3 separate regions of the Mus musculus genome follow, and regions 2 and 3 are each linked to region 1. Evidence: chromatin loops called from intact Hi-C (ENCODE). Cell type or tissue: left cerebral cortex. All regions are shown on one strand. Each heading gives the region's core, and the rest is flanking DNA. Links, peaks and the distances in the headings are about the cores only. Region 1 overlaps Nfx1 (nuclear transcription factor, X-box binding 1). Region 2 holds the start of Gm34289 (a long non-coding RNA gene). Region 3 overlaps Gm34289 (a long non-coding RNA gene).

Evidence for each region. Hi-C counts contacts between places; a loop is a spot of excess contacts. Peaks named below come from ENCODE experiments on the same cell type or tissue, not always from the same donor. Only the 100,000 strongest peaks of a DNase experiment are listed, where the experiment ranks them.
Region 2: it touches region 1 in a loop (15-fold over the local background); 4 of 42 quality-filtered maps call a loop at or near these places.
Region 3: it touches region 1 in a loop (30-fold over the local background); 4 of 42 quality-filtered maps call a loop at or near these places.

The regions. Positions count from the first base shown.
Region 1 is chr4:41,023,864-41,033,820 of GRCm38, forward strand. Nfx1 (nuclear transcription factor, X-box binding 1) reads left to right here. Exons shown (of 24, transcript NM_023739.3): 23 at 611-715; 24 at 938-2,129. The coding sequence ends at 1,010. It overlaps Aqp7 (aquaporin 7), which reads right to left. Exons shown (of 8, transcript NM_007473.4): 8 at 9,211-9,957. Among named protein-coding and RNA genes, the nearest start is that of Aqp7, 19 kb to the right of the region's middle. In left cerebral cortex, for the core only: CTCF peaks have their summits at 4,626 (motif pointing right) and 6,006 (motif pointing left); DNase peaks (open chromatin) are centred at 4,120, 4,689 and 5,739; H3K27ac peaks cover 420 bases.
Region 2 is chr4:40,868,445-40,878,401 of GRCm38, forward strand. It overlaps Gm34289 (a long non-coding RNA gene), which reads left to right and starts at 3,975. Exons shown (of 4, transcript XR_001784553.1): 1 at 3,975-4,180. In left cerebral cortex, for the core only: no CTCF peak of the experiment used is centred there; DNase peaks (open chromatin) are centred at 7,667, 8,530, 8,793 and 8,959.
Region 3 is chr4:40,880,677-40,890,633 of GRCm38, forward strand. It overlaps Gm34289 (a long non-coding RNA gene), which reads left to right. Exons shown (of 4, transcript XR_001784553.1): 2 at 8,694-8,795. Among named protein-coding and RNA genes, the nearest start is that of Gm34289, 13 kb to the left of the region's middle. In left cerebral cortex, for the core only: no CTCF peak of the experiment used is centred there; DNase peaks (open chromatin) are centred at 2,706 and 4,029; H3K27ac peaks cover 407 bases.

The sequences.
Region 1 (9,957 bases), core at 3,524-6,023:
CGGAAGGGAAATCTATACTTCTGTGGAATAGCCTTTTTACCATTACCTAAAGATCCAAGCAGAGAGCAGAGCGCACACCTCTGCGCAGGGCAGGTGCACCCTAGTACCCAAGTCTCACAAAGGCCCCGATCCACGGCAGACGATGGAGTTGTCCCTCTGCAGGCGGAGCAGAATGCCTGCTCCTCTGTGCTCCTGCACCTGTCTCCTGCTTCTCCCGCTGACCTCCCTGGCTCTAATCATGGCATGGTGGAGACAGAAAAAATGGTGGACTCTGTCTGACTCCATGTTGTCATCAGAGAAAATGGAGGTGGCGGTATGAGGAAGGGCCTGGAAGGACCTAGAATCACCATCAGAACCTGAGGGTGTTGGGAGAACTTCTCAGTGAAAAATAGTGAAGGGTGGCGTTGGAGGAGGTGGGCTGCAGGGGGCGAGGCGGGGGGTAGACAAACAAAGTGGGATGCAGGTTGGCCACACTTGAGACAGGTGGTAGTGGGTGTGCTTGGCGGCAGTAGCGGCGATGGCAGCATTGCCCGAGCAAATGCCGGGTTTCTGGCTCTGCTGTTTCTGCTCAGGATTCTCTCATCTTAGCACTCTGCTTTACTCCCCACAGAGGGAAGTCTGTTTGTCCTCCTACCACGCTGACCAGTGTGATTGAAAGGGAGACACAGACACGGCCGCCACCACCAATTCCTCATCACCGACACCAGGCAGACAAGTAAGGATTCTTAGCTGCTTTCTCATTGAGCTTGTGCCGGCAGAGGAGCTGGGGTAAACTGCTGGGCTTCAGCTGCCATCGCTGGCCTCCTGGGGCTTGTCTTACGGCATGGTGTCCAGTACACATTGACGGGGCATCAGACACACTTGAAGCCTTAATTCCCTGAAGACCCAGGTTTATCTCCCTGTAGAGAAAGGCTCATCGTCTTTGCTTTCCTTGCAGGGCTCCCGGGAGCAGTACTTTACAGAAGATAGTGAAGGAGGCCGTGATTGACTACTTTGATGTCCAGGATTGAGAAGATAGATAGATTTATATAAAAGAATGATTCTGTGTATTGGAGGAGACTCATTTGCCAGCAGATAAATCATGCTCGTTCCTCCTGCCTGGCAGAACCCCAGCACACGTGCTGTCTTGTCCTGATACAGCCAAAGCATGAGTGTGTCAGAACCCCCTGTCTGGGCCTGTCCACAGACCTCTGGCTGTGTGGCCACTGGATTTTTAATCATGTGTTTGAAGAGGCTCCTCACATATCACTGTGATTACTAAGAGATTGGGGGAGTATCAGCTTTTATTTGGATAAATCAGAATTTTTATCCCAAACTGACTTTGTGGCACCTAGCCATAGTCTGGTTGTCCCATTTGTTCTGGTGGGCCTCACCTTCCTCATGAGGAAAGACGTGAAGCCCTGACCATTGGTAAAACTATGTCTGCAATCGTGTGTCTTAAACCTACCCATCTTATCCAAAAGCTCCCGGATGTCTCTAGACTGGTTAGGTTGCTTTATAGAGTTCCGTTTTCTCAAATCCCTGGCATTCTTTCAGCATGTCACCAAGCCTACCCCGGGACAGTTTAACTGTCTCTCATAATGGTAAGAACTTGGGACCAGCTCTCTCGCCATGTTCACAATGTGGGTCTATGACCATGTCCACTGTAGCCCTAAGTCCTCTGTGGTTGGTAGAGACTCTCGCATAGACAGCGGTACTGGGTTGCTTTTTTCCTAGGCTTTCAGCAGCCATGCTGACTCTCTCTGCATCTGAGCTCTGAACCACTGTTCAAATATTCAAAGTATGTGGACAGTCCAGAGTTTACGCCAAGCATCCTACTGTAGGCCTTCTTCAGTCTCCACTGTGCCCATCTGTGTGGCCCCTCTTCTCCATAGGCTGGACTTATCTTTGTTGTTGTCTTTTGGTTTTGGTTTGTTTTTTCAAGATAGGGTTTCTCTGTGTAGCCCTAGCTGCCCTGGAGCTCGCTCCTGTAGACCAGGCTAGCCTCAAACTCAGAGAGATCCACCAGCCTATGCCTCCTGAGTGCTGGGATTAAAGGCATGCGCCACTACCACCTGGCTTCTTTTTGCTTTAAAATAAACTTTGAGCCTCCCAAAACTTGAAATCATTAAACAAGGCACTTAATTTTTACTTGTATTTTGTTTATTGAGACAGGATCTCGCTAAGTTGCTTAAGCCGTTCAGATCTTAAACCCTCGACAGTCCTTCCTCAGCCTAAGTGCTGGCATTGCAGGCTCTCACCAAACCCAGCTGAGAGACACGGAAGGCTAAAGGAAAAACCAGTCTCCATGGAAATTACGGGGACATGGCAGCAGGGACAGGTGACAGGAGACAAGTGATGGGAAGAGCAGAGTCAGTCTCTTGGGCCTGTTCAGTACAGGGTCTGTGGCCTCACACAGAACAGGAAGTCAACAGCTGTCGTCCAGGGTCTGAGAGGGTGATTTGTGCATGCAAGAAAGGGAACTCTGACTTCTGAGCTGAGGATCAGAGCCCAGGGAATTCTAGCACCGCCAATTGGTAGAGTGGGGCCTTCCTGCTTGGCCTGGGATGTGAGGGTTACAGGAGTCACAACCTGGGCATCAGAGATGCAGCGTCTGTGAGCACAACACTCAGGTCTGGGAAGAGTGTGTCTTTTGTCTACACTAGTCGTGGATACAATGACATCTGGTGAGAGACAAAGGAGAGCTAGTGCTGAGGCCTGAGGCTGATAGACGGCGACTAGCTTCTGAGTCATGAGGCCATAGGCAAAAGCAGGCAGCAAGGCTGTATCAGCAGAGATGACTCAGCAGATAAGAGCACTGGCTGCTCTTCTAGGGGACCCAGGGTTCAATCTCCAACACACAGATGACAGCTCACAACTGTCTGTAACTCCTGTTGCAGGGCATCTGATACTCTCATACAGCAAAATAAAATAATAAAATGTATTAATTTAAATTTTATTAAAATTTTAAAATGTAACATTTTTTTAAAAAGTTCTGCCTTCCCAAGCCATCGTAAAATTAAAAAGAGAAAGGTCTGAATGTCATCATAGACTTGTCCCCCTGACCTCAGGCAGAAGTGTGTGGGGGAGAACGCGAAGGCTGCTTTGAGGCAAGAAGCCCAGGAGGCTACAGAAGTAGCTCAGCTGAGATGGTGGGGCTGCCTCTAAGGCAGAAATTCGGGTCAGGGAAGTAGGATCATAAGCCAAGGCTCACCAGGAAGCTTGTTTCTCTCTTGTCCCCAAGAGGAGCCCAGGCCCCATTGAAGGCTTCTCATGGGTCTTCTTCACTAGTCTATGGGTCGGAGAGTTCCAGAGACTGAGTTCTTAGTAATTTCACTGTCCAGCATGGCTGGCTCCTTTCAACCTTAGGGCCGTCCAAGTGAACAGAGAGATGCTTTGTGTACAGCTGAAGAGAAGCCTCCCTGCTGGCAGGTCTGTGAGAGACAGCTCTGGGTCCTGCCTGACCGTATTGAGGATCCCTTCCCATACGGCTAGACTTCTGAATTCCTGACTGAAAGGGAAACTCAACTCCTCTTCTAAAAGAGACATGACCAGACCAGGCCAGCACCTCGGTCTTCACTGACCTAACCTTAGTCGCCCACACCCAAGAGAAAGTTCTCACACAGCACATGGCCTCTGCATACATCTTCTGTACCATCGCTCATGGCATTTTAGAACCCAGGGTTCCACAGGAATTCTGGAAGCCACTCTGGTCCCTCAGCTTACAAGCTTGAAAGAAACAGTCATTGGGATAACACTGTGTGACCCCAATCAGGGATCAGGGCTGGTGAGGGTCAGGAAGAAGGTACGTCTTCAAAGAGTGAGCTGGGGCCCTAGCTTCCATGAGTAGAACTCACTTGGAATTCCTTTCCTATGGTCCAGGAAGCCTGTAGCTTGTTCTTCTGGCGAATAGACTTAGGAGATGTGGGGGCCGAGAGCCCAACTGAACACCAAGGTGACCAGGTTCCTCTGACCCAGACACTTTGCCTACAGTGGGTATCGGGTTCAGCATCCATAGGGCGGGAGTGATGGTTCCTACCCATGTGCTGGGCAGATTCTGCTACCTCCCAGTGAGCCAATGATTCTCACCTGTGTGCTGTGCCAAGCCATCATAAGGGGAAGTGGAGAGTCGGCATGCCACAGGGCATCAGAGCAGCTAAGCCACCAGCCCAGACCTGCACAGTCTCAGCAGGTGGCATGGGGGTGGGGAGAAATGGAGCTGTGGTCAGGTGGCCCTGGCAAGGCTGGAGCTTTCACTGACCCCACTTTGATCTCCTGCTGTGCCAACACAGCAGAGTTTCGAGTAAAGGAGTCTAAAGTCCATCTCTCCACCCTTTCCCAGGAACCTTTTGTAGCAGTCACCAAGATAACCACCTCATGGGCACCAAGCTTGACCACCACGTTCATCTCTCACTCCTCAAAGCTGCAGAAAGTATGTCAAGTTACTTTCCCAAGGTTCCACATGAACAGCTGAGAATCTGGGATCTCACTAGGTACCGTGTGTGCTCCCCACAGACCCACAGGACAGAGCTCTTTTGAAAACTCTGTAGGGCAGGATGGTCCAACAGGTCCTGTGAAGTGGACAAGAAAATGAAACAACAAGCTGAACCTCTCAGAAGACAGGACTTTATTTCTAGAGTGGCCACTAGAGAGCAGTATAGAACCCTAAGCCGGAGCGTGGGGTGTACTCACCCATCCTCCTGAAAGTACTGTAGTTCAACCTTTTTGTTTTGTTTCATTATTTTCGAGACAGTTTCTCTGTGTATGTAGCCCAGGCTGTCCTGGAACTCACTCTGTAGACCAGGCTGGCCTTGAACTCAGAAATCTGCCTGCCTCTGCCTCCTGAATGCTGGGATCAAAGGTGTGCCCCACCAGGGCCTGGAAGTTCAAACATTTTAGTAGCAGTTACAAACCATATTCTTGTCACGTTTTCATTTCTTTTTTTTTTTTTTAAAGATTTATTTATTGATTATATGTAAGTACACTGTAGCTGTCTTCAGACACTCCAGAAGAGGGAGTCAGATCTCGTTACGGATGGTTGTGAGCCACCATGTGGTTGCTGGGATTTGAACTCTGGACCTTCGGAAGAGCAGTCGGGTGCTCTTACCCACTGAGCCATCTCGCCAGCCCACGTTTTCATTTCTTTGCTGATCCTTTTCTCTGTTTGTTGTTAAATAGACACAGGGAGAAAGCAAACCATGCAACTACCCAAAGGAAAACTATTCCAGGCAGAGGGGGAAAGCCACAGCAAAGGGCTCTGCTGCGGAGCCATTACCATAAACTGTGGAGAAACAGCAAGATCCAAAGGCCATGGGGGAGCCAGTAACAGGGAAGAGCAGCTGTCCAAAAGATACTGGGATTTAATGGGGTCAGCTCAGGCTTTACTGGCCAATGGAAAGCTTTGGGTAGAGTAATGTGTAAGATCTAACTCAAGAGCACCCATTGTCCTTCCAGAAGACCCAACTTTAGTTTCAGCACCCAAATCAACACCCACACAACCTCCTCCAGCTCCAGAGGGACCCTGCCCCTCCGGCTTCCACTGGTATGCACCACCCACATACAAAAAACGGAAATTTGAAGTAATAAAAATAAATAAGGGATCCAGACCCTATATTAAGACTGCAAGGACGAGCATCTTAAGATGAGGCTATCACGCACTAGTGCCATCCAAGAGAGACAGCAGTGTCTGTGGTGTGTGGTGGGGCTGGATTCTGGATATGTTTTGCAGATAATAATACCTAAGGGATTTGTTGACAGCTGCAGTGTGGGATGTGTGAGAGAGAAGAGGCAGGGATGATTTCAAAGTTTGTCACCAGAGCAGCTGAAAGACTGAATTTGCCATTTACTGAGGAGAAGAAGAGGCGTTGGAGGTGACAGTCTGGGGCTGTGGAGAGATGGCTCAGTGGTTAAGAGCACTGGCTGCTCTTCCAAAGGTCCTGAGTTCAATTCCCAACAACCACATGGTGGCTCACAACCATCTATAACAGGTCTGATGCCCTCTTCTGGCATGCAAGTGTACATACAGATAGAGCACTCATATACATAAAATAAATAAAAATCTTTTTTAAAAAAGCTGACAGTCTGCCTGTTAGGAGGCCATACATGGGAGTCTGAAGTCTCTGGAGACAGGACTGGGCTAGGGAGCTAGTACATCATGATTTTTAAAGGATGGCGAGGTCATGTCTGGAGAGTGGATGGAAAAGAAGAGATACTAGGATGGTGCCAGAACACTCTGTCAACCATTCAGGGCACAGGCCAGGCCAGAGGACCAGGGCAATGGTGCCTCCAGCTCTCCCAGCCTTGCCCTCTCCTCTACCTTTGGTTCACACCCATGAGCCTTTGCTCTGACCTTCCCTTCAGCTGGAGCTAGGTGTCTGGTTAGCAGACACTACCCAGCCCGTTCTATCACAGGGAAATGATAATAGTAGTAAACACAGAAACTCCTCTGTCTCTGAGCCTCATCCTTATTTAACAAGTAAGCAAACTGAGGCCCACTGAGTCTCAACAGCCTGTCAGGGTTTCAGAAGTGGACACTTGAAACATTGGGCTTTTCAATGTAAGGAGGGAGGTTTGCTGTTTTGTTTTGAAACAAATGTTTCTATGTTGCCCTGCTGCCTTCAAACCTCTTGATTCAGTCTCTCGAGCATCTGGGACTATATATAAGGGCTTGTTTTGTGTGAGGGCATGAGAAGTGTGTGTGTGTGTGTGTGTGTGTGTGTGTGTGTGTGTGTGTGTGTGTGTGTGTGTTATTTAATTGTTCCTGTATGTTATTTATATTCTTGTTGCATAGTATATTTGACAGTATAAAGCCCAAAGCTAGCAGAGGTCATACCCTTGGGTGCCTAGACACATGGCCCTTAGCATCCTTGAATGTAAGAGGACTGGATGATAGTGGAGTGAAGGCAGCAAGCGTGAAGACCCCTGTGCCCGGAAGAACCCTGTCTTCCTAGCACTGGCTATGAGGTGGGAGCTTCTACCTCAGGTCATAGAGCTAGTGAGGGTAGAGCAAGGACTCAGATCCAGGCTGGTGGCTTCCTGTGCTTTTAAGTGTCCCACGCTCCTTATTATATGGGATGGCTGGAATCTCTCTAAGACCTACTCCTTCCACTACAAGGTCAGTGCAGAGGTGGGTGTGGAGTCAAAGCCGCTGGCCACAGCCTCCTCACATAAAGGGCATCAGCATGAGGAGGCTGTTCCTACTTCCCAGCCTGCAAGTCTCCATCTGAAGGTGAGTAAGACCACCCAGAGCAGAGTGTAGCCAGTGTCCCCTAGCAAAGCCCAGAGAGAGGGAGAGGGCAGGCCAAACAAGGAGTAAGGGACTCTTCTCAAAGCTGGACCACCAAGCTGAGATCCAAACCCTCTCCAAAGTCTGCGAGGGGCCTGCCGTGGGACTAGCTGCCCCTGCCTCATGCCTATGCCCCTTTGCAACAGCACACTCAACTGGAGAGGGAGCAGGATGAAGAGAGAGGTCTGGAAAAGTCATCTGGGAGGCCACGGAACACCAACAGATCCAAATCTCATTGTCTAGATGGGAAAACAAGGCCCAAAGCCAGGTGGGGCCCACAGCCAGTGTGTACTGGGTCAGGAAGAATAATGGGAAAGGAATGTATAATGAACAAAGCTGAAAGCCCAAGGCCCCATAGGTGCTGTGACTCCCACCCCACCCATACTGGCTGCTTCCTTCCTTCCTGCACCGAAACCTGGCTTTCTCCTCCAGAGATGCCCTAACCTCTCTTCCACACTTGTCCTCTACAATCCCCTGGGCCTGGCCTCAGGCTCCCCGGCCTAACTTCTCTGACCTCATCCCCTCCTGCCCTTCACCATCTTTGCACTGCAGCCCAGTGACTCCTCCAGCCTCCCAGTCATGGGCTATGCACTGGCTTCACCTTCAGCCTGCCAGGCTCTTCCCTCAGGATCCACATGGCTCACTGTGTCATCCCTGCATCTTCCCACTGCCTTAGCATCATGTCTCACACACCATGAATTGTACAGGAATATAAACTACAGGAGGCCGAGGATGTCCTTGTGTCTCTAGCCCTTTTAAGCTCAGTGGTGTCTGCCCTGGTGTAGACTTTCAGCCAGTATCAACTGAGAATAGAGACAACTGATCTGTGGATGGGGTCAAGGCTCTTGTGACCTGACACTGAGACCAGAAACTGCAAGGAGCCAATCAGGCCTGGGATCCCAGCAGGAGGGTTAACAGTTAGAGGCTAGCCTTGGATACAGAAAGAGACCGAATCTCAAAACAACAAACAAAAAACTTATTTCCAGTGTGATGGCTCAGCAGGTTAGGACACCTACATGGATAGGGGGAAAGAATCAATAAACTCAGGCTATCGTGTGGCTCTCAATTCTAGTAAAGGACACTTGCTAGACACCACATTGCTCTGTCTGCACTTCTGAAAATTGATCTCTGACCTGACTGGCAAGAATATCTGTGATCTTTTCGCTGATCCTAGAACCCTTGGGGCAATGCCTCTCCCTCTTGCTTAGCTCATTCCCCACCCAGCAACACACACACATACACACACAAACACACACGAATGTACACGTGCACACATGTGCACACAAGCACACATAGGCATACATGCACACACAGACACACACGTACATACACACGTGCAGGCACTGCAGCCCCCAGATGCAAAGGCCCAGCCTCTTGCATCATGCATTCCCAGGGCCTGCACACAGTAAGGGCTCAGCAGCTGGAGACAGTAACAGAAGGACAGAGGGATGCTGTCTTCTGAATCCAGACTGACGCCACCAACAGCTGGTCCTCCGAACCTTCCCTCCAGCTCAGGAGGCTTTTTCCTGTCCCTTACCCTGTTTGAAAGATTTGCCTGCTTGCTTCCTCCTTCCCACCTCTGGAATCAGTTCCTCCTAGTGACTGGAAGGAAGAAATTAGAAGCCAACCCTTAAAAGCTTTCACCCCATACCAAGCAATACAAAAAAATGATTCTGGAAATGGGTTTCAAGCACTTTTCAGCCAAGTATGGTGGTGCAGGCCTTTAATCCCAGCACTCATAAGGCAGAGGTGGATGTATCTATGTGAGTTTCAGGCTAGCCTGACCTACATAGCAGAGTTCCAGGTCAGCCAGAGTAATGGTGAGAGCCTGTCAAAAGAGGAAAAAAAAGCAGAAGGGGAAAAAAGGAAGAAAAGGAAAAGGAGAAATATACACATATGTACACACACACACATACTTATCACAGATGGAAGACACACAGTACATATGTGGTATTAAAATTTTTAATTAAGAAAAAATTTGGGCCGGGCAGTGGTGGCGCACGCCTTTAATCCCAGCACTTGGGAGGCAGAGGCAGGCGGATTTCTGAGTTCGAGGCCAGCCTAGTCTACAAAGTGAGTTCCAGGACAGCCAGGGCTACACCGAGAAACCCTGTCTTGAAAAACCAAAAAAAGAAAAAAAAAAAGAAAGGAAGGAAGGAAGGAAGGAAGGAAGGAAGGAAGGAAGGAAAGAAAGAAGAAAGAAAGAAAGAAAGAAAGAAAGAAAGAAAGAAAGAAAGAAAGAAAGAAAGAAAGAGAGAAAGAAAGAGAAAAGACAAGAAAAGAAAAAACTGGGGAGCTGGGATTTAAGTTAGTTATGGATATTACCTAGCATACACAAGGCCTTGGGTTTGATCCCAGCACCACATATAAACTGGGAATGGTGGTGCGCACCTGTAATCCCAGAACTCAGGAGGTGGAGGCCAGACAATCCAGAGTTCATGGCTAAACTTAGTTATATAAGAGTTCCAGTCAAGGCTAGCCTGGGCTACATAATTTTAAGAAAAACAGGGGTGGAGAACTACAAGGCCACTGAGGAAGTCATTAACAAAAAAAAAAAAAAAAAGTTGAGGAATTCTGATGTAAACTCTTAGCCTTACCTTCTCTGGCTCAAAACTAGAGGAAGGGAGAAGCCAGGAGATCCTGTACTCCTATCCAGAAAACCGTCAAAGACCCCCAAATCTGATCTCCCATCA
Region 2 (9,957 bases), core at 6,647-9,146, 150 kb before region 1:
GTTTAGACAGGGAGGGTCTTCTCCAGAAACCCAGCTGTTCTTCAGCCCAAATCTTCCTGCCTCAGTCTCCTGAGATCTAGGATTAAAGCCATTCACAACACACCCAGCGTCGCCCTTTTTCTTATAAGGATAGTGAGGTCTACCCTAATCTGGTATGACATCATCTTCACTTAACAAATGCATTTGCAAAGGTGGTGTTTCCAAATAAGCACAGTTCTGACGTATTGAATAAGGTAAAATTCGGAAATTCACTATGTTCCCAACTACAGCCACTGAGTAGAAGGAGCCGCAAAGATGCAAGAGAAAAGTGCCCTGGTAAGCCATGCGGGACTCCCTGAGGTCCACCTGTTACAATCATTGCCTCCCCCTTTTTCATTAAGTTGATGTGAAGAAACAGTAACAAGCCACTCTTGTTTCCTTTGGTAGAGTTAGGAAAGCGTTTGCCACCGCCAGCGCTCCAGACTTCCTCTGCTATTCTCACTTCTCAAGTCCTCCAACCGGACTGAGCAATTTCACTGGCGAGTTGGCTCGGTGCCTTGGATTACTTCATTTGGCTATAAAACATAGTTATTTTGAGTGGCTAGAAGACTGAGCCCTGGCGGTGTCTTTAGCCCTTGTTCTTTCCTTTCTTGTTCTGCTTGGAAAGCACACCCAGCAGAGAGGAGAACAATGCTCCATGCTTCTGTCACCTTATTTGAAACATTAACTTAAAGGCCAGCCAGGTGGCTCAGCAGGTCAAGGCACTTGCCCTCACGTCTGACTAGCTGCCTCTTCAGTCTTCAGGCTCCAGACACTGGGAGAAAGGAACCTACTCTTGCAAGTTGTTTTCTGACCTCCACACAATCCCAAATAAGTAAAAATGTAACTCTTTTTTTTTTTTTTTTTAATGCAGACACAGCTTTCCTTTTGTTCATTTCCTTGTTCTGCTTTGATTTTATTTGCTTTGAATTTTTAAAGAGTTTATTTTACTATATATGGATGGGTGTTTTTCCTGTGTGTGTGTCTATGCAAATCAGGTGCATTCCTGGTACCCAGGGAGGTCAAAAGAGTACACTGGCTCCCCCGAAACTGGAGCTATGTATAGTTTTGAGCCACTGTGTGGGTGCTAGGAACAGAGCTCAAGTTCTCTGCAAGAACAAGTGCTCTTGCTCTTGACTCTAGCTGCATATGTATCAAAAGATGGCCTAGTCGGCCATCACTGGAAAGAGAGGCCCATTGGACACACAAACTTTATATGCCCCAGAACAGGGGAACGCCAGGGCCAAAAAGGGGGAGTGGGCGGGTAGGGGAGTGGGGGTGGGTGGGTATGGGGGACTTTTGGTATAGCATTGGAAATGTAAATGAGCTAAATACCTAATAAAAAATGGAAAGAAAAAAAAAAAAAAGAACAAGTGCTCTTAACTGCGGATGCTGAGCCGTCTCTACAGCCCTGTTTATTTGTTTTATTGAAACAGGGTCTCATTGTATATCCCAGGCTACCCTGAAACTTACTGGGTATCTCAGGCTAACCTCAAACTTGAGATTTCCCCGGCCTTAGCCTCACAAGTGCTGGGATTATAAGATGGAATTCTGCCCTACTAACACCACTTAGGTGACACAAATGCTGTGTGTCTGTGTGTATCAAAAGTTACAAGGCTCTAAACCATAAAACAGAGAAGAAAATGCCAGCGTTCTCTAGGTAATGCACCGCCCGGTTTAAGAACCAGCGTGCTGAAGAGCTTATACCAACTACCCAAACTAACCCATAGAGTATTTCAAAGTGAGACTAGCACTGGACCAAGCACTGAAGGAGACACAAGGAAGCAACTACCCAAACTAACCCATAGAGTATCCCAAAGTGAGACTAACACTGGACCAAGCACTGAAGGAGACACAAGGAAACGCTGATTTCTGGGAAGAAGCTGGCGCTGAGTAGCAGGACACTTCCTTGGCTGTGCACAAGGCCCTGCTGGGTTCAGTCACTGACACCCAAGAGACAATGGAGACATTCTGAGAAGTGAAGGCACAGTTATGTAGAAGTTCTAGGAACTGTGACAGAGTCATCATGTCCTGAAATTCAGGACACATGCAGATCTCTTAAAACTTTCTCTCTTCCAAGGAACGGTCTTGGTAGTTTTCTGTCTTTATCTGTTTCTGTCTGTCTATCTGCCCCTCCCGCTTCTCCTTCCCTCCTCCCCTCTCTCCTTTTTTCACCTCACCTCACCTCCTAACTACAACTGATTATACCAGGGCAGAGTATCTAATCCAAGCTAGCCCAATCAGATGGTCAATACTTCGATACTGAGTATTTGGATCTGAAATTCAGGATAGCCAGTGTGGATGGTCCTGTAGAGGCCTCTTCTGCCAGTGTGCAGAGGAGCAGAGAAAGCTGAGAGGCAGAAGCAGACCACAAAGCTAAGTGGGCATGAGAAGGAAGAGAGGCCCTGGCCTGTTTTCCTGGGCCTTACTTGCTCCTTTCCCCCTTTTCTTCTTGAGGCCTAGCAACCTTTCTGACCATGGGTTTTTGTGCTTCAGAACCCAATCTCCAGGATAAACGGAGAGCACAAAGGTAGAGTGCTTGCCCAGCAGGGGCGAGATCCTGGGTTTGAATCCTAGCACCACACACACATTATATATAATCTCCTTGTATTAAAATGTCACAGGTGTTGTATTGGGGAGTTTCAAATCTTCAAATCCAAAGAGAATGATAAATAGATAGAATCTCACAAATGGGAACAAATTCTGAGGAGAAATGGATCAGGCCTAAAAGCACACATCAACATGGGTCCCTTGGGTGAGAATGTGGGAGCAAATTCCTGGCAGGAGTAAAGGTTCAGACACCAGGAAAGACAGTTGCTAGGCCATGCTCCTTTCCACAGACAAAGAGTACTACACCTGTTTCTAGCCTTTCTTTAGAGTGTTGCCGGGTTTCTTCTGACCTCCGGTGGGCAGTCCCCACTGGTAACTCCCAGCAGCTTTGCTGGATTTAACACCAGGCACACTAAAAGGCACCTAGGTTTTCATCAAGCTCTGGGGACCTTGTTGCCACATGCAGTTGCTTATAGCCTGGCTCTCCCAAGTATCGTTAAAGAGCTATTCCCAAGGGGCTGGTGCTCTGCGTATCATCTATAATCAATATTTCACCTTCTGAGTCCCTATACTGAGGCAGGTGTGTGGGGGGTGGTGAAGCTTACCTAAGCTGAAAGCTCAAGACTTTTCCACCTCAGACAGATAATCAATTTGTTTTGGTTTAAGGGAGAAAGCCCAACATCCCATTTCCTTCTCTGAATCAGGAAAACTAAGGTGATTACAATAGCTTGAGGGTGTCAGTAGAAACCTGCCTGAATATTGTTCCCTAAAAAGAATCATTCTAAGCTCAAAGCCACCAAAATCCCAAACCCGATGTTTGAAGCATTGTCACATAACTGGGAATTTCTGTAGTGTTAGGAACTAAACATATCTGCCTACACATGCTAGGCAGTTGTTCTTTGACTGGGCTAAATCTCTAGCCCCTCTGAATAGTTTTAAACTGATTCCTGAATCTACTGCATCTCTCCAGAAGTTTGTAACAATAGAGTGGGTATAGCATAGTCAGACTAAGAACAGCGTAGATTCTTCCATGCTAGGGTGTGTAGAGAGTCTGAGACCAGCCCACATTATGAACAATCACATCTCAGAGGGTGCTGATGGCACATCCCTTTAATCCCAGCACTCAGGAGGTAGAGGCAGGCAGATCTCTGTGAGTTTGAAGCCAGCCTGGTCTATAAAGAGTAAGCTCCAGGAAAGCCAAGGCTTCACAGAGGAACTCTGTCTCCAAAAACCAAAGCCAACCAACCAAATGAACAAACAAACAAATGAGGGTTAGTGGGGAGGAAGGAAGGTTAAAAAGAGCATGGAGTCAGAACCCTTACATCAGAACTTGGCTGACCTCAGTTGAACAAACGATTTCGCTTCTCAGAGCCTTATTTGGACATAATTCTGCTTTGTTTTACAGCGCTGAAGACTAAGCCCTGGGATTCACACCCTTAGGGTGAATACTGCACCACACTAAATCCTATCCTCAGGCCTTTCAGTACCCAAGGTGGTTTGGATGAGAAGGCTTCCATAGACTCATATATTTGAATGCTTAGTCACTGGGAACTGCCACTATTTGAAAGGATTGGAAGATATGACATTGTTAGATGAAGTGGTGTCACCAAAGGTAGGTTTTAAGGTTTAAGAAGCCAAGCCTAGTGTCCTTCTTGGCCTGTAGATTAGGATATAGCTCTTAACTACCCCTCCAGCACCATGAGTACCCCACACCTTCCCCACCACGATGATAATGGACTTAGCCTCTGAAACTGTAAGCCACCCCCGATTAAACGCTTTCTCAATAAGTGTTCTCTTGGCCATGGTGTCTCTTCATGGCAGTAAAACAATGACTAAAACCTATCTTTTCTTTCTAAAAAGTAATAAGAACAGTATACCCACACCTGTCCTGTAGAAACAACCTTGGGAATCCCTCCAGGCCTTCCTGATTGGGCCAGACCCAGCTGTACCAGGATACCCCTTGCCTCCCCCAGATCTGCAGGCCACAGTGGTCTCTGCTTTATTGCTGCCAAAGGTTATATAAACCTTAAGATATTTCAACAATATACATGTCGGCAATTATTTTTGTTGCAGTGGTTGTAGGTTTTTGGTATTGTTTCTTTTTTGTTTGCTTGTCTTTAAAACAAGGTTCTCAAAATGCAGCTTTGGCTAACCCGGAACTTTCTAGACAGACAGGGCTGGCTTCAAACTCACAAGAGTTCTGTCTGCCTCCATCTGCAGAGTGGCAGGATTAAATGAATGCACCACCATGTCTAGCCAAGCAATCATTTTCATTTGCTTACCTTGCTGTAGTCACTGCCTCCTCCTTCCAGGAGAGCCCTCCCCCTTCCTCTCCCCCCCTCCCCCCATAGTACATGTCAAGATGCCAGCAGTGAGGCAGACCCTGTTGCAAGGCCATGAGAGGACACAGGCTGTCTCCAGAGGCTTCATCTTATCTTGCTCTCTCTGGCTGCAGATGTTGGGTCTAAGAATAAGGCCTGGTTTCTCTCATTTCTGGGCTGAGTCTCTGGAGGGGAAAGCTCCCAGAGCCTGTCAGAAGGCCTCAGCAGAAAGGAGCTGGCAAGAAACTGAAGCATGACAAAAGACCTCATGTCTCTGCCCCCTGCTGTTGTGTAGACCCAGTCCCTTAACCTGCTTGCCTAGCTGCCCGTGTTCACACCTGCCGGCCAGAGCTGAAGAGAGACTGGGAGCTCTGAGAGGTTACAAAAGGCATAAATGCAGTTGGTGTTTCGCAGTGGTAGCTCACAAAGTCCTTACAACCAGCTATTCTACCTGACCATTGTTACCTGGGGTGAGGTCTGTCTACCTACAAAGGCAGCTTGGCCCGTGTGGATTTCTCCGTTGCAATTCATCACTGGGAAGTGTACACACCAGGGCAGGCTTTGAATGCCACGATGACAGCGGGTTCCAAAGCCCTGGTACCAGGTTTCAGGCCCTCTGTGGAATAAAAACCCCAGGAATACACACAGGTCTCACCATCTCCCCTCAGGCCTACCTTACCTGGCCAGGCCTCAAAGGCCTCTTGTGGCTATTCTTTCTCTAGGCTTTCCACCCCCCGACTCTGATAAATGCCCTGGGATTAGCCCTTCTGTGTTTGTTGGATGAGCAATTTGTGTGTGTCTGACAAAACTACATCTGAATAATATTTGGTACAAGCCGAAGAAATGTGATCCACTATATTTCTCTCCAGCCTGCTCTCGGGAGCCAGCCAGGCTCCTGCCAAAAAGGCTGTAAGATTCTACCGCTGAGTCTGGCAGCCTCAATATGTTTGCAAGCAGGGAGGGAAGGTGGGGGATGTGTGTAGGGCAGGGCCAAGGACAGAAAGGCAGAGCAGCCTTAGTGACCTAGCCAGTGATTTTATAGCCCCTGTAGTAATTTAAGGGCATCACAGGTGACCATGGTGACCACCCCATCGTCCTGGAGACAGGAAACCAGGGGGCCCCATGCAGCGTCTGGCTGGTTTCCTAGGTCCAAGGTCCTGGGTATGAATGCAGTCAGGGAAATTCAAGGGAGTCCAGCGGCCAGATCCCAGGTGTGGGAGGATAATAAATGCTAAGCTCTTGTTTGTGCATGTGTGGGATGAGTGTGGGGTAGGGTGAGGTGTATGGAAGGCTATTGAAATGCTTTCTATTAGTGTAGGTCCCTGATCTGAAGAGCACAGAGCTTGCAGCTGTGGAAGTCACAGGCTGGACGTGTAAGAGGGTACGGGGATGCAGAGGAAGAGCAAATTCAGCACGTAGATGTGCCTATGCCATCGAGCCCCATCCTGCCACACCCACATACCCCCCCCCCCCCACACACACACACACATGCACACGCACACAGGCCTTCCATCACAATCCCTTACAATCACTCTGTTCTTCCTTAGGGGCCACACATGAGTCCCCAGGCTTGTTTAACCCAATTCTCTATAAGCCATTGGCTGCAAGGCAGGGTACTATCTTGTTGAGCACCGAGCTGACCACTAATGAGACAGGACAATGGTTTCCTGAAGGGAGGGGTAGATAAAAGAGGCTGGGAGCTCAGCTGCCAGTTACAGACCACAAGAATATCACAAATAACATGATGGACAGAAGTAACCATGCAGGAAGTGAATGATTTTGGCTTTGAAAAGAGGGTTGGGCATCATGGCACAGACCTGTAATCCCCAGCACTTGGGAGGCTGAAGGCAGAAAGGTCACAAATTGGAGGCCAACTTGGTGCCGGGTGTGGTGACATTTATGTATTTGGTTTTATTGAGACAGGGTTTCTCTGTGCAGCCCTGGCTGTCCTGGCACTCACTCTGTAGACCAGGCTGGCCTCGAACTTAGACATCCACCTGCCTCTGCCTCTCAAGTGCTGGGATTAAAGGCGTGTGCCACCACACCACTCCAGGCCAATAGTGGCACCTATTTTTAATCCTAGCCTGTAGGAGACAAAGGCAGGCAGATTTCTGTAACTTCAAAGCTAGCCTGGTCTACATATGGAGATCTAGGCCAGCCAGGACTGCATAGTGAAACTCTGTCTTAGGAAGAGAAAGGAGAGAGAGAGAGAGAAAGAGAGAGAGAGAGAGAGAGAGAGAGAGAGAGAGAGAGAGAGAGAGAGAAAGGGAAGGGGTAAGAAGGGAAGGAAGAAGGGAGGGAGGAAGAGGTGGGCTGAAAAGATGGCACAATGGGTAAAACGCTTGCTTCATGAGCACAGCGCTTGTCTCCAGCTGGGGCATGGCATGTGTGTGTAACCTCAGAGCTGAAAGGCATGAGGTGGAGGCAAGATGGCCCCTTAGGGTTTTCTAGCCAGCCAGTGAGCCCAAAAGGCAAGCTCCAGGTTCAGTAAGAGACCCTGTCTCAAAAACCACAGTGGAGAACAATAGATGAAGGCATCACACGCACGCACGCACGCACGCACGCACGCACGCACGCACGCACGCACCGTCACAGGAACACCATCCTCAGAGTCTGCTGGACAAACACCCGGTGGGTGTGAAGCCAGACCTTGAAGCATCTGTGCAGCTATGCAGCCCTGCAGCTGTGAGTCTGTCCTGTGGAAGAACAAGCGAGGTTTCACAGAGTTCCGACTTGTCAGTAAACACACTGTCACGTACCCCACAGGATACCATCTGTCTCTCATACGCAGAAAACCACACGCACCTGTGAGAAGGCGGGTGCCATCTGTGCTGGAGCACAGAGACTGCGTTATGAAAGTTTAGAAACAGATTAGAGCAATTTCACTTGGAGGAGTTAGGGAGGTTTCGTGGGGACAGGTGATATTAGACTGGCTTTGGAGCAGGGTGTTGTTTCCCTATACACACAATGCTTTATTTTTTATTTTTATATTTTTACTGTCTTTCATTTGATTTTTATTTATTACTTTCAATTTGTTGGCCACATTTACTTATTTACACGCATGTGTGTACAAGTGTGGGCCTGCATAACACAATGCAGATGCTGAACTCAGAAGGCAACTGTGGGAATCGTTCTGTTTTCCTACCTTGTGAGTTCTAGAGATGGAACTCAAGTTGTCCAGCTTGGCATTCAGTGCCTTTACCCGCGCACCCATTTTAAACGTCCCCCTCCCAACTTTTTAAAAAAATCTACTTATTTTGCTGTGCTGGTAGTGGACCCTGGGACCTCACGAATGCTATCAAGTGTTCTTATAGCTAAGCTACGCTCACATGCACTCCCAATCTCACACCCATGGCAAACTGCAGAGGGAACCCTTTTCTTTTTCACTTGAGGTCACGTTCATGGGATTCTTTTTCCATATAACTCTCCAGTCAGACTATCAGAGACATCGTATGAGAAGAAAATCAATCTGCTATCCTAACACCTTAGGAGGTGTGTACAACCGAGACGTGTAGGAGATGTGAAAGATATGAGGAAGAAAGGGGTGGGAGGAGCCATGACGGTGGGGGCGGGGTGGAAGTGCTGATTGGAGTAACGAAGAATGTGGGCTGATGACTCTGGAAGGTTTGTGGATGGGGAACAGTGGGTGATGTGGCTAAGAAAGGGCGCTAAGGAGTTATCTGGAATCACATTTTTTGTTAAGGCTGAGGAATTTGGCCTCAGCCTGTGGGGAGAGAGAGGGGGGCTAACACAGCTGTGTTCAGGAAGCCATTCTGGCAATGGCATGTGGCACAGGCTGGACAACCAGCCAGACAACTGTCTCAGGCAACAAGGGACAAAGCCTGTGAGCAACTGCAGCCCTTGACAAAAACATCTGTTGAGCATTCGTCCCACCGCTTCAGTCAGAGCGGTCTTCTGACGGCCTCACAGTCTTGGCACTGTAGCTTCCTTGACAGCACAGGCTGTTTGCTGACTCTCCTGGGGCCTCCGGGCTGACATGATTCTTGGCAAGTGTTCATTATATATCAGCGAAATTGCTGACTAGGGCAGTGAAGGAAAAGGGCCGTGGGTGTACAGAGATCGGCGCAAATGTCTGGGATGGCATCCTGACTGGCAAAGACTTCTCCCCAGGCCTGAGTCTTGGTGTGACCATCGTGTGTATGGGGAAACACATGTGTGTGAAGGAGATATATGCGTCTTGATCTGGCTGCTTTTGAGTTGCCATCCTTCCGTATGGGTCAGAGAAGCACATCCCAGAGCTTTTTGAGTTTTTGGAGAGGCGGTTGTCTAATGGGAGACTGCACTGTGGACCGTCCTTGGTGCCTTAGGAAGTATGCTAAAAGCTCTTTCTGAGTTGCAACAGACAGAAAGCCAAACTGAGCTGGGGAGGGGGCGGGACTGGCTGTGTATTGTTTCCTGAGATAACATTTCTGGATAGCTACAATCAGAGATTCTAGCAGGGTCCTGCTCTCTTCCTTCTGTGAATGTCTCCTTCCCTCCACACTTCAGGCTTCTTGCAATGGCTTCACTGTGGGGCTGGAAACATGGCTGCCAGGAGCCTGGGCTTCCCATCAGAAATAAAGGGACAGAGGTAATTTCTCCCAGGAAAATCCAAAGATTAGGTGGAAGAGCCTATGGGAAGAGGTTGATCTGGCTTCTCCACAGCAACCAGGAATTAAAAACATCACCACCCAGCATCAAGCTCACTGGGATACCCAAAACAGAGCATTTCATTTTGAGATCATCTTTCTTCTCTCTTAACATAGACTGGAGAGTGACAAAGCTGGGGGTGGGGTGGACAATTAGGCCCCATCTTCATCTATTAAAAATGTAAGCAGCCAGTGGTATAATAGCCATTCTGGCAGCGATGCAGAAACGGTTGCTTCTAAACAGCTGGTGTCAGGACAGCGCGCATGCAACCTGTGAAAAACAAGTTATTTGGTGGAGGAGGTCAAGGGCTGAGAAGAGCTTCCTTTACTTTTGACTCAATAATCCCAGTCTTGAGAAACAGTGGAGAGTTCCAAACTAAACCCAGCTAGTACAGTGTGCAGGAGATTCTTGTACAACA
Region 3 (9,957 bases), core at 1,721-4,220, 140 kb before region 1:
AAGCCGCCTCTGATCAAATCAGAAACAACAAAAGTAGAAATTAATTAATTAAAAAGTTGAAAATTAAACAAAATAGGATGTTTTTCAGGCTTTTAAAAAGAAGAGAATTCTGACACACGCATGAATGAAAATTGAGGACACTGGGAGAAGTGAAATAAGCCAGTTATGTAAAAGTTATGCTATTATGACTCCACTTTTATGAGTTACTGAAAAGAGTCAGATTCGTAGAGATGCAAAGCGATATGGATTCCAAGGTGCCATAGTCAGGAAAAAACTTGAGAGTTATGTTTAATCAGCACAAAGTAGGTTTATAAGTCTTTTAGGTTTACAAGCTTTGGAGATTGGTTGCACAACAGAGTGAATATGTTAGGCACTACCACCTGTACACATGAAAATTGCTGAGATGCTAAACTCTGTGTCCTGGGATTTGTGTACTGGGATTGGAGATGTGGCTCACTTAGTAAGTGCTGCCTACCATACACAAAGCACTGTGTTCAGTCCCCAACACTGCATATATATATAACTGGGCTCAGTGAGCCAGCACTTGGGAGGTGAAGATAGGAGGAGCCTACATTTTAGGCCATCTTGGTTACAAGTGCAAAACTTGCCTGGGAAACATGAGACCCTCTTGTCTGTAAAACAAAACAAAGACCTTCGACTTGAAAATGAATCCTGGGCTACCAAGTTTATTCCAGGCTAGCCTGGATAACTTAGAGAGACCCATTTCAAAATGAAATACTAAAAAGGAGAAACAGCTGAAGAAATGGCTTGGTAGTAGAGAAGTATAGTCATTTGTGAAGTGCTGGGTTTTATCACCAATAACACCACGCACACGCACACGCGCACACACACACACAAAAGAAACTTTCAATTGATTCTTTTTTTTAAGATTTATTTATTATATGTAAGTACACTGTAGCTGTCTTCAGACATTCCAGAAGACGGAGTCAGATCTCGTTACGGATGGTTGTGAGCCACCATGTGGTTGCTGGGATTTGAACTCCGGACCTTTGGAAGAGCAGTCAGGGGGTGCTCTTACCTACTGAGCCATCTCACCAGCCCTCAATTGATTCTTAAAGTTCAAAATGACTTTTAAAAACAAGAGATACTTCTCAAGGAAATAGTCTAAAATACAAGACAGAGGATTTTTAGGCTTTTCAAAATTACAGTTATTATTTTACATACCAGTATGCATGTGTGCATGTGTGCATGTGGGCTTGTGGGCTTGTGGGCATGTGGGCATGTGGGCTTGTGGGCATGTGGGCATGTGGGCATGAGTATGGCACACAGAGCTCAGACAACAGTCTTGTAGAGTTGGCCCTCTCCTTCTACTGTGTGGTTTCTGGCAATCAAACTCAGTTCTTCAGTCTCAGTGGCAAGAGTTTTCCCTGGTCAGCCATCTTGCCAGCCTCAGACTGATCATTTTTATGCTTCTTTCTACAGCTTATATTATCTTCAGATGAAGGTTCACAGTGATAGATTGATAGATTCTAAACATTGCAAGATCTAAGACTAACACACACACACAGGCACACACACACAGAGGCATGCACACAGAGGCACACATACACAGGCACACACACTGACACACAGACACAATTGCTTTTCTTCTTGTACTTATTTAATGCCTTGGCTTGCCCCAGAGGATCATGGGCTGGAATCTTCATTCCCTTTTCTAGTCTGACAGTGATGAGGCAGACTAGGTGGAGCCTGCTAAGGCCTAACTAAGTCTGGCTCCAGGGAGTTGATGACCTCTGTGGGGATGAAACTTCAGTGGTGGGACTTGATCAGTTCCCCTGAGAAAAGAGTTGTACACCCCACACCCTGCACTCTCCCTTGTGCTGGGATGGAACCCAGAGCCTTGTGCATGCTAGACCAGTATTCTACCACTTATCATATCTACAGCCATTGGTTTGAGACAAGGTCTTACTATATAGCTAAGGCTGAACTTGAACTTGCATTCCTCTGGCTACAGCTTCCTGATGCTGGCACCATGCCCCAACAAGAGTAAGCAAGGCTGACTGACCCCTTCCCTGAATCCCTGGTTCTTTCTTACTTTGGGGTGGGGGAGCCAATGCGACTGGGTCCTAGGGCCATATTCATGCTAGCTACATCACAGGCCCTGAGAACTATTCCACAGATGTCGCTTGCCTCTTCCTCGTGTCCCATGGTTCCTGCCCATTCCTTTTGCTGTGGTACCATCCGCCCTCCCCAGAGCCAAATACATGCTGGTGGTGTCATGCTCTTGAACCTTAAGAACTAAACAAACCATGGCATGGTCAGTCTCAGCCGTTGGTGCTTTGTTAAAGTAATACAAACTATGCTAAGACAGACAAGCATGGCCAGGCCCTGGAGAGTAAAAATAAAGGAGGGTGTTGAGTTCATCTCTCCCTTCATGAAGCAACAGCCTGGAGGAAGACAGAGCCCTGGAGGAATTCCCAGGGCAGGAAGAGGCAAAGGCAAGGAAACTGGACATTGGCGGATGCCTGTAAGGAAAGCCATTGCCCTAGAGCCGAAGGGCTGAGGTGGGCATTACAAACGGAAGAAACTACATCAAACGGTAGGAGACCTGACTTGGCAATGCCCATCCTGGGCTGCTGAAACCGATCAGTAGTTAGAGCACTGACTGCTCTTCCGGAAGATCTGAGTTTGTTCCCCAGCACCCACGTACAGCAGCAGCTCACAGATGCCTGTAACTCCAGCCCCACGGGTTCTGACACCCTCTTCTGAGCTGTGCTGGCAGCTGCGTCCAGTGTGCACACGCCACGCACAGCTACACACATATACGCAGGATTTAAAATAAATCTCAAAACAAAGAAAGCAGTTTCAAATTGAAAACCCCACTCAACCCCACTAACTAGCTTCAAAGAGTAGAGGAAGCCAACCAACAGAGAGGTTCTTTCCACCAAAGTTAACCCTTTGCACCTAGGCTTCTGAGTGGGGGCTTCCTCTTTGTTACCTCTAAGTAAATCATTTCCCCTCTCTGAAACTCAGTTTCATCATTTGAGAAATGGAACCAATAATGCCAGCTGGGTTTTTCTGTTGCTGTTCTTGTTCTTAAATCAAATGAAACGGTGTGTGTTGCGTTTAACGGTCAGAGCCCACACCTGTAATCCCAGCACTTGGGAGGTGGAAGCAAAGGCTTAAGAGTCAAAGCCAAGGCTGGAGAGTCGGCTCACCAGTTACGATCACTGCTGCTCTTCCAGAGGACCCAGCTCAGGTTCCCATCACTCCCGTGGTGGCTCACAACCCTCTATAACTCTAGTTGCAGGGAATCAGGCCCTGTCTTCTGGCCTCTACAGCCACTGCATGCATTTGGTGTATAGACATACAGGTAGGCAAACCCTTATACACATAAAATTAAAATCAATAAACTATTTTAAAAAAAAAAAAAGACTTTTTAAAGAGTGTTCAAAGCCAGCCTCAACTACACAACAAGTTTTAAGCTATGGGATATATGAGACCCTGTATCAAAAAACAAAGTCAAATACATTTCTCTAGAGTTATCTGTCTGTTGAGAGTGTCTAAGCAGTCACAGTTCAGAGCTGGACCAGTGAAGGAAGGGCTCAGAGAACTAAAGCAAGAAAATGCAATTAAGGAGTGGCACCAGGGGCCAGTGGTGCTGCTTGCAAGGCTGGGTCCTGCGTTCTAGGAGGCGGTGCCTGGTGGCAGGAACACAGCGAGTGTTTGGCTTCTCCAGAGAGTTCTCTGTAAGCTTCATCTCCACCTCAGCCCTCCTATGCAAACATCCAGAGCTTCTCCCCAGAAGCACTCGGAGGGTGCCAGAGTCTCAGACTGAGTGGTAATGGAACATAGCTTAAGAGCTGGTTGAGTTAGAGTGTAACTTCTCCATTCTTGACTTTGAAGCTTTTATGGAGCTCTGAGAATTGAGCCATACTTAAGAAGCCCACACATGAAAACCTCGCCCTTAGGAATATAATTAATTTGGAGCCCAGTCCTGGCTAGAATTAGACTAAATTCCAGATGGCATAAAGATTTGCATGTAAAACATGAAATCATAAAAATTGTAAAAGGACACAAGTGGATATTTATCGTGTGGGAAGGAAGGGGGCGTGTGAAAGAGTTTATGAAAGAGAAGTGCTCTACATTTAGCACCAAAAGTAAATACAGAAAAAAAATGATAGCAGCTGAGAAAAAGAAAAAAAGCTACAAAGTAGCAGTTAAGGCCTCCCACGCCAGAGCTAAGGGCACAGGGAGGAGGGCCTGGGGCCATTCCTGGGAGTAGTTTATTGGGCAACTGCATTTGGAATATGGAAGGCAACCACCCTTTTTCCTCCTGCACATGTCCTGATCAGCCAGCCATCGTAGGGAGTCACTCCAGTGAGCACTCCAAGTAACAAGTACTCCCCCATTCCCATTCCTATTCCGCAAGAGAATGTTGCCATACACAAGACCAGGCACCTCTTTATCCAAGCCTCTCTCGCCGTAAATATATATCACATATGTGTATGTATGTGTGGTGCACACATACACACTCATCATATATATGACATTAGCACATTCTAGTCCTTCTGAACAAGAACACACAATTAAAAGTTTGAAGAAGGAGGCTGGAGAGAAGACTCAGGGAACAAAAGCCCTGGTTGCTCTTCCAAAGGGCCCAGATTCAATTCCCCACACCCATGCTGACTCACGACCATCTGTAACTCTAGTTCCAAGGGATCCAACACCCTTTCCTGGCTTATGTAGGCACAAGTCATACAAGTGGTAGACAGACAGACATATAGGCCAGGCAAAACACCTATACACACAAAAATTGTTTTACGGTGAACCAGGCATTGTACATAACTTTAATCCCAGCATTTAAGGGGCAGAGGTAGACAAATATCTCTGAGTTCAAGGCCAACCTGGTCTATACAGGAAGTTCCAGGCCAACTAAAGCTACATAGTGAGATCTCGTCTCCAAAAAAAATATTAAATTTAAAAGCTGAACAGAGACTGGAAGGTAGCTCAGGGAAAGAATACTAACCTATTTTGTAATGGAGTTGACAGCCCAGCACCCCACCACCTCCAAAAATATTTTGTCTAGAATTCCTAAGAAAATTACTGAGTAAAGTCAAAGCTGTGAGAGCCTACTGTGCGAGGCGGAGCACACTTTGCCACACACTTTGCCACGGTGGTCATTTTGACCTAAAGGCAACTGAGAAGACAAACATAAACCTCGGTCCTCTCTCTCCCAAAGACAGGCCTCAGGTTCATAAAGACGACAAAAAAAAAATTTCCTTTTGCTCAGAGGACAAAGATTAAGGCTGAGCACAGCTTTGGAGCTGGCTTAAGGACCCAGGAGTAGCTGCAGAGGAGTCCCCGGGACCAGCCTCACCGGCTAGCTTCATCTGTCTCTCATGCCTTTCCCTTCTCTGCCTCCTCCCCTCCTCTTTCTCCTTACTTGGACAAGAAAATTTAGCCAAGGTCAAAAGCAGACATTTGCAGTGTAGACAACACGTTGTGCTCTCTTCTCTCTGGAGGAAACATCTGTAGAGGTTTCTCTTTGGGCATGTGCCTGCATTGTAGTTTCTTAGCCTCAAGAATATTAGTGTTTTCACTACACTGGAGAAGAGGAGAGTCTAACTAATTTAAAAGGTAGTATTTTAAATACCTGGGGAAAGGAGAGAGAAGCACGAGTCTCTTAGCATTAGTGTCAGGACTGGAGGCTAGACTTCGGTTGGAGTCCTGGCTCCACTACTTTCAGTCTGTAATCCCAGAACCCCTTCCCACCCTTTCTGTCTGGATCAGTGAAATGGGAGCATACTCTTCTGGGCCTCAGGATAGTTCTGGGGCTAAACAAATAAAATGGCAAAGCACTTTCCCAAGGCCATTAGTTCTAAGCAAAATGTCACGAATGCAAATTCCTTCCATCCAGAAAGACAATGCGGTTTTGTAAAGTGGCTAGCATACAACACAGGGGAATGGAAAGGACTCTGGCTTGACGAACATGCCTGGAAGATGAATTTATTTCTGGTTCACCAGCTTGTGTCTCCTTCTCTAAGGAAAAATAAGGCTAATTAGATCAAAGCAGCTCTTGAATGTGATGTAAAATCAGATCATTTTCTCCCTATTGTGGGTTGAATTTTGTCCACACCCACACAAAGTTTTAAAATAAAAGACATGTTGAGCTCCTACCTCACAAAACCTCAAGCAGTGACTTTACTTGGAAATAGGGTCAGTACACATGCAATTACTTTCAAGTTGAAATGAGAGCTCCTCAGAGTGTTCTGGCCACGAAGATACACAGAGACGCACAAGGAGAAGCCACAGGACAAAGGAATCATAAACTGGAGTGGCAGTGATTCAAGGCACTAAATGTTCCTGGGTGTCCAGGAGTTAGAAGGAGCCAACCCTGCTGGTATTTTATTTTTAATGTTCCATCCTTCACATTAGCTTACTCCATTGTATTATTTAACAACCCATTCTGTCCATCAAAATACCTCAGAGTGTGCCTGAAGTTACATTAGTGTTGTTCTTTTATTGGGCCACACTGGTTACACCTCGTTCTCAGCAGCTTTCCCTACAAGAAGCTTCATCTCTCAGGCTCTCTCTCTCCACTCCCTTTCTCTAGAGTGTTTTCCTCCCACACCCTGCACACTGAGTGTCTGTGGCTTTGGCTCTTGGTTCTATTGGTCTATATTTTTCTTCTCAGAGATAGGAAAGGAGTGTCCATTCATTTAAAACTTCATTGGATCCCACTTGAGTTGGCCTTCCTTTAACAGCCCTGTGCACATGGAAGTTTCTTTTCTGATCCAGTTTCCAGTTACAGTCTTTCGTGGCAAAGAAGGCTCGTGAGGAGAAGCATGGAGCAGTGTGTCGTTGGGAATCAGGAAACTTAGACAACTGCTGGGGTTCAGCCTGCACCCCCTTCTCATGCAGCCCAAGACCTGGGCACCCCACGGAAGGGTCCCTGATGATACTTTTACATTTATTTTTATTTTATGTGTATGAGTGTTTTGCCTGCATGATGCTTGGTGTGTTCCTGGTGACTGTCAAGATGAGAAAAACGAAGCAGATCCCCTGAAACTGGAGTTACAGAGAGTTATGAGCAACCACATGGGTACTGGGAATAGAAGCCAGGTCCTCTAGAAGAGCAGGCAGTGTTCTTAACTGATGAGCCATTTCTCCAGCCTCTCACCCTACCTCCATATCTTGATGTCAGGCTACTAGCCTCCAAAGACATGAAAAATAAATTTTTAATGTTTTATTTGTATTTATTTGTTGTCTTTTGAGTTCCCCCAAGTTCCTTTAAACTTACTCCAGTTCCATGGTTGTTGTTTGTTTGTTTGTTTGTTTGTTTGTTTTTTGAGACAGGGTTTCTCTGTATAGTCCTGACTGTCCTGGAGCTTACGCTGTAAAGCAGGCTGGACTAGAAATCACAGAGATCCACCTGCCTCTGCCTCCCAAGTGCTGGGATTAAAGGTGTGTGCCACCACCGCCTGGCCTATTTGTTTTTCTTTTGAGACAGGATCTCACTCTTTAGCCCAGGCTGCTCTGAAACTCACTATGTAGACCAGGCTGGCCTGAAACTCATGGCAATCGTCCTGCCCCAACTTCCTAAATGCTGAGATTACAGATGTGAGCGAGCCTCCAAGCCTTTGCTAGTACAATGCCTTTTTAACAAAAAATGAATAATTGTTAGTGAGTCAGGTGAGAAGGAGGGAGGGAGGGATATCAGAGGAGAGGAGGGAGGGTTGTCAGAGGAGAGGAGGAAGGTGACTCGAATGATACCCAGTAACTGGGGACGGCAAAAGCAAGAGGAAGTCAAGGTCACCCACAGCTACATAGTAAGTTCAAAACCAGCCCAGGTTACATGAGACCCCAGAGGTGGGAAGAGACACTCAGGTAGGAAGTGGTGGAGCTACATACCAATACAATACCTCAAAGATATTTTCTTAAAAGACATCCAGATCACATAGGTGATAGGCAGATGGGATGCTAGTCAGTAAGCCAGAGAAGGCCAACAAAGGAAGATGTAAAGAAAAAAGGAAAAGACTAATTCAGTCTTGGACATGGAGAATCTGAGGAACTTAACTAGCAAAGGTGGCCAGCACGGTATTTCCAAGAACCTTAGTTCCTCGAGGAACAATTGTTTCAGGGAAAGAGAGGCTCTTGGAAGGTTGTTCTGGGCCAATCTCTAGAAGACAGAGCCTGGGGCAAAGCTTATGTGTTCGTGCCTTCAGAGAAGTGGCCCCTGAGCATGTGGAACTGTGCAAAGTACCAGAGAAGAGCCAGAGGCGTTTGGCAGCAGCTCGCTGGTGTCTGAACGCGATGTAATTGAACTCATATAATTGACTGTTCTGCAAGCTCCTCTCCATCTGTACCTGGGACTGAGTCATTTATAAAGTACACAGATTGATTTCTTATAGTCCTAGAGTCTGGAAAGGCCGAGGCCAAGAGACTCGAATCTGATAAGGCCTCTTGGCTGAGGCACTGGGTGGCAGAGGGCAGAAAGGCAAGAGACCTGTGAGAAAGCAAGGGGTCATCAGCTGCAGCCGCAGGACCTGTGGTAACGGCAGGTAGCCAGCCGTGAACTCCCTGTCCGGCATCTCATTCAGCACTGGTGCACTTGTGGTGAATCTTCCAGCTTCTACTCTCAAACCAACCCCAAAGAAGACAGTGAAGGCCAAGAGGCAGCAAAGACTGCCTGCTTCAGGAGGCTCTTCATAATATTTTTCTGCTTCCAGGGACAGATCCAGCGAGAGGATGGTCTGTGTTATTCAACACTGTCCAGTGTTGCAGCACATCTGGTGACCTTGGCCTTCACTGCCCTGAAACACGGACGCTGAGTCAGAAACAGGGAGTGTGGGAGAACTGGAACAGGAAACACCTCTCTCTCTCTCTCTCTCTCTCTCTCTCTCTCTCTCTCTCTCTCTCTCTGAAAGAGTGGAAGCTGAAGCATGGTTCAAGCTCAGCCCAGAGGGCTGCTTCTAACTGCTTCCACTCTGGATTCTTTCATGTGTGTGTGTGTGTGTGTGTGTGTGTGTGTGTGTGTGATGTGTATGTGTGTGTCTCTATGTGTGTGTGTCTGAGTGTTTGTGTGTCTCTATGTGTGTGTCTCTATGTGTATGTGTATGATTGTGTGTCTGAGTGTGTGTGTGTGTGTGTGTGTGTGTGTATGTGTGTGTGTGTGTTTTTTGCGGGCGAGGGGAAGATGGCACACATGCGGCAGGCAGAGGCTAACTCTCTGGAGTCTGTTTTCTCCTTCTACCTAACACGTGTTCTGGGAATCAAACTTGGGCTGTCTGGCTTACCTTCACCTGCTGGCCATCTACCGCAAACTGCCTCTCAGGACACCAGCATGATCTAGGTGGTCTCCTCTGCCCCATCCCTCCATCCTCTGCTCTCAGCTATAACTGAATCCCAGGTCTGGAACCAACACATTCAGCAGCCTCAGCGCATGTGTGGTAACAACGTCAAGGCAGACCACAGTCTGTGCTCTGGAGAGGAGGCAAGCCCACTCCATGTGTCCTGGTTTCTCTTTTAACCTAGAAGCTCTTTCGCTTGCTGCTGTTACTCATGCCTGTGGCCCATTTTCCTGATCAGTCTCTTTTCCTCTCTGCTCACACCTCCTCCCTCTGACTCTGTGATAAAAGTGCTGATCCAGTCAATGCCGGAAAGCCATCCCAGCTCCTCACAGTGCAAAATTAGACAAAGGTTGGTCACCTGTAGGAAACTGCAGATGGCAATGGCTCAGCTTTACACCACAGGTATGGGAGCAGAATGGCAGCATGAGCCTGTGGGGAGGACTTGCCCTGAGCTGCTGAGCCCTGGTGAGGTTTCACAGTAACAATCTAGTTCCCAGCTTAGGAGGAGATAAGCGTCCTCACTGGAGCCTGGCACTGACCAGTCACTGGACCAGATTGTCAGGTTTTAGTGGCTTGGTCATCTGGGGAGAGTGAGGGTCACAGGTCAGAGAGTCTAGGCAGGGTTTACCCTCATCTCAGCTCT